Regions from separate parts of the Mus musculus genome. Here region 1 is linked to region 2. The links are chromatin contacts, found by Hi-C or POLR2A ChIA-PET in ENCODE. All regions are on one chromosome and are shown on one strand. Each heading gives the region's core, a stretch centred on a gene start or an enhancer-like site at or near the end of the contact. The rest is flanking DNA. Distances are from core to core; before and after follow the strand shown. Region 1 holds the start of Mvb12b (multivesicular body subunit 12B). Region 2 overlaps Mvb12b (multivesicular body subunit 12B).

The links. A loop is a pair of places that touch in the nucleus more often than their neighbours do. ChIA-PET counts read pairs that join two places held with the same protein, here RNA polymerase II (POLR2A).
Region 1: a map of heart shows a loop between it and region 2 (1.9-fold over the local background). The contact joins the promoter of Mvb12b here to the enhancer-like site in region 2. A Hi-C loop is called at or near these places in 2 of 37 maps with a recorded cell type or tissue (CH12.LX and heart). POLR2A ChIA-PET finds 5 or more read pairs at or near these places in 3 of 5 experiments (Patski and embryonic stem cell).

What each region holds. Positions count from the first base shown.
Region 1 is chr2:33,886,602-33,889,301 of GRCm38, forward strand. Mvb12b (multivesicular body subunit 12B) reads right to left here and starts at 1,345. Exons shown (of 10, transcript NM_175184.4): 1 at 719-1,345. The coding sequence starts at 793.
Region 2 is chr2:33,842,054-33,844,753 of GRCm38, forward strand. All of the region lies in intron 2 of Mvb12b (multivesicular body subunit 12B), which reads right to left. Among named protein-coding and RNA genes, the nearest start is that of Nron, 38 kb to the left of the region's middle. Within about 2 kb of position 1,363, at least 1 of the 3 ENCODE cell types and tissues checked has a DNase peak (open chromatin) inside an H3K27ac peak, as active enhancers do; it is heart, where a contact is called at or near this core.

The sequences.
Region 1 (2,700 bases), core at 95-2,594, 45 kb after region 2:
GGCTGAAATCCAGGCGCTCTGGGTCTCCCGTGGGGGCAGGGAGTAGGGGCTATGGCCATTTGCCTTGGGCCTGCCTTGTCTTGCTGAACAGGTCGTTGGGGTCAGGGGACAGAAGAAACAGGCTGATAATTTAGGGACAGCTGTGTGCTAAAGACAAAGAAAACAAAGATGCTCCTGGCTCTACCTTATTCACTGTGTCTGTCTCTGAGGATGTGGTCCCTGGTGCGGTGCTAATCAGTCCCTTGGGCTTCACTTGCCCTGGCTGGAGTCATTGCAAGGGGAGGCTAATCAACATGCCCACCACGCTTCCTGGATGGCTGGTCACCTTGCAGACAGGTGCCCTACAGTTCGGGTGCCCCCAGGTAATGATGTCTGAGGGTCAGGTGCGCGCTCATCCGCACCCACGTGACAGCTGAGAGCCGGACCCCAGGCCAGGCGAGTCAAGGGAACTGTCCCCAGCGTGTGCCCCGGTGGAGATCGTCGCCCCTCACCTGGCTCCACCCTCGGAGCGCTGCTGCGACTCGAGTCCCCAGCTCGCTCCCGCCGCAAGGCCGAGCCGGAGCCCCCCGAGAGCCTGCGGCACCGCGCCGGGCGGAGGCCGCCCTCACGGGGCCTGTCCCCACGCGGGGCTGGGCGAGCCGCCCGCAGGCCTGGGCCCGGCCGGCTCCTCCCGTGCCCGCCCGTCCCCGCCCGTCTTCCCGCGCGGGCCTCACTTAACTGTTCCCCGCTGGGGCGGCGGCGGCTGCGGCGGCGGCGGGTCCCGGCTCCGTCTGACGCAGAAGCAGCTTCTCATCGCCCGGGCGGCGCGGGAGGAGCCGGGCCCGGGGCCCAGGCGGCTGCAGCCGGCGCCGCAGCTCGAGCGCAGCCTCCCCGGGAGCGGCGGCGGCGAGGGGCGGGGCGCGGCCTGGCGGCGGCAGCGACGGCGGCGGCGGCAGCAGCGGCTCGGGCCGGGGCCGGGGCGGGAGGGGCGTGCAGCCTGCGGCGGAGCCCGGGAGCGCACCGCCCTGTGGCCCCCGGTGCCCTCGGTCCCCGCCCCCAGTCGGCCTCCGCTCGGCTCTGCTAGGCCTCGCCGTCCCCCTCGTCCACCGCTCAGCCCAGCTGTAGGTCCCTGCAAGACGCTCTGACACCCAGGCCTGCAGGCCCGGAGTGGCCCTTTGCAGAGACGCCTTCCCACCTGTCCCTTGTAGGCTTGACTGCACCCCGGGGCGATCCCCTCTGCTCTGCCCACAATCCGGCTAACCTAATGCGGTGCAGCCGGGCCTCAGACTGACCCCACTCTCAGAGCAGGTCTCAGCTTGCCCCTCTTGCTGGGCAAATGATTTACCCACAGAGGCCTGGGGGCAAGCCTTGAGGAGGGATCTAGTGTAGCATGCCTGCCCTTGCAGTGCCTGGGGAAAGGTACAGAAGTCAGGAAGAAATGGAGCAGGACCCTCAGGCTGTAAGAAAAGGAGGCATCAGCAGCCTTTGATCCCTGAACCACCTGCCCCTACACAGCCAGGCCTGCAGGCCCTGGAGGGGACATGTGCTAAACGGGATATTTAAAACAGAGGATCACACGGTAGCCGGCTTGGATTTGCTCAGGCATCGGGACTCATAGTCACACATCCTGTGCTTTTCCAAAATAGTCAGCTCCTGAAGCAAATGGTGCCAAGCAGGCTGTCAAGGAAAAGATCCCGTGGGGACAATTCTCAAATGTGTGCATACAATCCAGGTACTTGTGTCACTCAGAAACACCACTGATCCAAATGGGTTTATAACAAGTCCAAACGCACCATAAGGAAACAGACAATCTGTGTTCTTAACTGGTACAGAGCCCAGCACAGTGGTGCTCCATTTAATTCCAGCCCTTGGGATGCAGAGGCAGGCAGATCTCTGTGAGTTCAACACCAACCTGGTCTACATAGTGAGTTGCCCGAAAGCCACAGAGGATTTGAAAAGAGACCTTGTCTCCAACAAAAACTTGCTACAGGCAAAAGAAAAAAAAAACATATTTCCAGGTTTATCATAACCCTGATATCAAGATCTAACAGAGATAACACCACCAAGAACTCAAGTGCAGAGTTCCAATCCCTAGAGACCTGAATATATGTGATTTTATGAAGAATGCTTGCTGTCTAACAAAGTAAGTGTTGTGTGACACCCATCTGTCCACCTTTGGGAGACTCTATGGACACTTCTGGGAAGTCCCATAGTAAGACAAGACAAACAAAAGCCTGGTTCATTTGTTTAGGCAGCCATTTCCCAGAATCATCTGGGCCAAGAAAACCGCTCTCCCCAAAGCCTACCCGTTAACTACCCATGATGAGAATCAACACCATATCTGACTGTACTGGTTGGTTTGTGTGTCAACTCGACACGGCTGGAGTTATCACAGAGAAAGGAGCTTCAGTTGGGGAAATGCCTCCATGAGATCCAGCTGTGGGGCATTTTCTCAATTAGTGATTAAGGGGGAAGGGCCCATTGTGGGTGGTGCCATCTCTGGGCTGGTAGTTCTGGGTTCTACAAGAAAGCAAGCTGAGCAAGCCAGGAGAAGCAAGCCAGCAAGGAACATCCCTCCATGGCCTCTGCATCTGCTTCCTGACCTGTTTGAGTTCCAGTCCTGGCTTCCTTTGGTGATGAACAGCAATGCGGAAGTGTAAGCCAAATAAACCCTTTCCTCCCCAATTTGCTTCTTGGTCGTGATGTTTTGTGCAGGAATAG
Region 2 (2,700 bases), core at 113-2,612:
CCAGCCAGAGCTGTAAGAAGCCATGCCTCGTGCAACTTCCCTAAGCAGCATTGCTCCCAGGACTGAAGCCAGCAAGCTAAGCAGGAGGCTCACCCTCCATCCCTTCCCAGCTCACCACTCTCCAAGGCACATGCTGCCTTCTACTGAGGCCACTGCCCTGGGCACTGACCCCAAGGCTGCTGCCGAGCGCCTCTAGTGCTGAAGGAGGCTGACTTGTCCTGGTAGCCCAGGCTTGGAGTCAGCTGGTGCCCAGGTAACACCAGTTCCTTCAGTTGTACCCAGTGTCTGCCCTGTCACAAGATGGGACTGCCAAGAAGAGACTCATCAGATATCTGTGACACTGCCTTACAAGGGGGAAAAGTACATGAAACATAAAACAGGCAACTCAAGAAAGAAATTGTGTCATCAAACTACTGAGATACAGCAGCAGAGGGAAAACCAAACCAAACCAAACCAAACCAGCTCAGCCTGGAAGAGCAAGGTTCAGTTATCTAAACTGGGAAGTCTGGAAAGACATCTTTCCTCATAAGCCTTTGTCAGGCTTTCATAATTTGCTTTGTTTTGTATTTTTAGGTTTTTGCTTTAAGACAGGGCCTCACTTTGTGGCCCAGGCTGACTTTAAACTCATATGTATGTATGTATGTATGTATGTATGTAGCTAACTAACTTATTTACATCTCAAATGCTGCCCCCCATCCTGGTCTCTCCTTTCAGAGTTCCTCCTCCCATCCTGACTTTAAATTCTTGATGATCCTCCTGCCTCAGCTTCCTGAGTGCTAGTGTGAGCCAGCAGCTTTTACTCTTTAAGATAGGGTCTCTCTATAGCCCTAGTTGGCCTGAAACTCACTATGTAGGCCACAGTGGCCTCAGATTCACAGAGATCTGCCTGCTTCTGCCTCCTGAGCACTGGGATTGAAAGGCATGCGCCACCACCAAACTCTGCATGCATATGTTGGTTTGTTAAAAGGCACATTCTAATTGGAAGAAGCAGAGAGTTGTGATACAAGAGTCACTGGCCCTTCTAGCGGCCCATGATCTCATGCCTTGCTAGATGGTATCAACACATTTCCCAACTGATGATTATGTCTGGTGGCACATGCTACTGATTCCAGCCTTCTCCACTGCCAGCATCCACCTTTGGGTGCCCAGTGTTGGAGCTGCAGAACCCAGGGAGCCCTGAGAGGGAGTAGGTAACAGGGACAGCAGTGTTATTTGGACCTCATAGGCCCAGCCTCCCATTTCCTCCTTTGGCTGTCACAGAAAATAAGTGATTATCAGAGAGCTCCCAGCAGCCCTTTGAGCAGTGTCCCAGCTGCCTGCAGCTAGCTGATATGCCTAGATAAGAAGGACCAAAGCCAAGTGGGATGCTCTCCCCTGGCTAGGGCTAGGCATAGGGCAGCAGCCTGCTGACAGTCCACTGTTTGTCAGGCACTGGTCTAAGCAAGTCACCTACCGCTTTTCACTGAAGGGTCCTGACAGTCAAATGACATGGGGAGCCCCCCCACCCCACCAAACCCACACCAGCTTAGATAACTGAACCTGAAGACAGCAGCAAACTTACTCCAGTCATTCAGTATGCTCAAAAACCCAGACCCCCTAGGCCCACTGCTGGGAAAATGCCTTCAGGACTTTTGACACACCTCAGGCAGGCTTATCTGGAACACAGAAGGGCCCAAGCAGACAGGGAGAGGCACATTAAAGACTGCCCAGCTATCACTGTGCTGAGGGAAAGCTGGGAGGGCCGGCTAAGTGTTGAAGGCTATAGATACAGGGACACTTGAGGCACATTTTGAGGCATGGCAGTGCTTGGGCTTTGCTTTGATGGCAGAGGTGTGAAACTGTACTATGGTTCAGTGTCTCCTCCAAAGCCCAGACTGGAGTGTGGCTGCCACTGAGCTGTGAGGCTGAAGAGGTGGGGCCTAAGAGGGTGCCTAGGCCAAACGGGTGCAGCCCTTGGAGAGGGACTCATGATGTTACTCTGGGTAGGTTGTTGTGGCAGGGGTGTTCATCTCATACATTTCCTCTGCACTTCCACACTCTGTGACATCTGCTACACTAATCCAACACAAGGAAGCCGTCATGGGAAATAGCTCCTCTATCTTGGGCTTCCCAGACTCAAGACCCCAGAGTCAAATGACTTCCATCGTTCATAAACGTCCAGTTTGTGGACGCTATAGCACAATACAGACTACAGCAGCTGAAAACAGACCGAGACATAGCAACACAAATCTTCATGCCAAACCATTTCCTTATTTTGTAAGACCTGAATCATCGGGGTGCTGAATGGCTTAAAAGATCTCTACGTCCAGGTGTGACCCAGGGTGTCCTCAGGCTTTTCAGAAGCCCAGAGAGGTGAATGCCAGGGAGATAATGGAAAGATCAAGCTCACTGAAACGATTCTGAACTCTGCCCTAGGGAGAGAAAGCACATTCGTCCATCCGAGGCCTGGATGTCCTTTTCCCTCACTCAGTTGCTTCTCACCACACATTTCTTCTCCCTAACTCCTCAGTGTAAGTCATCCATGGCCCCACAGTGCACACGGCAAAGCTCTGAGGAGATGAAGCTGCTGTCTGAGTTACAGATGAGGAAACCCAAGCACACATGCAGAACGGTCACAGGATGACATATGCCCAGGGCTGTGTCCAGGATATGTCAGAGGGAAAAGTGCTTATAAGAGAGCACATAAGAGAATATGTGCAG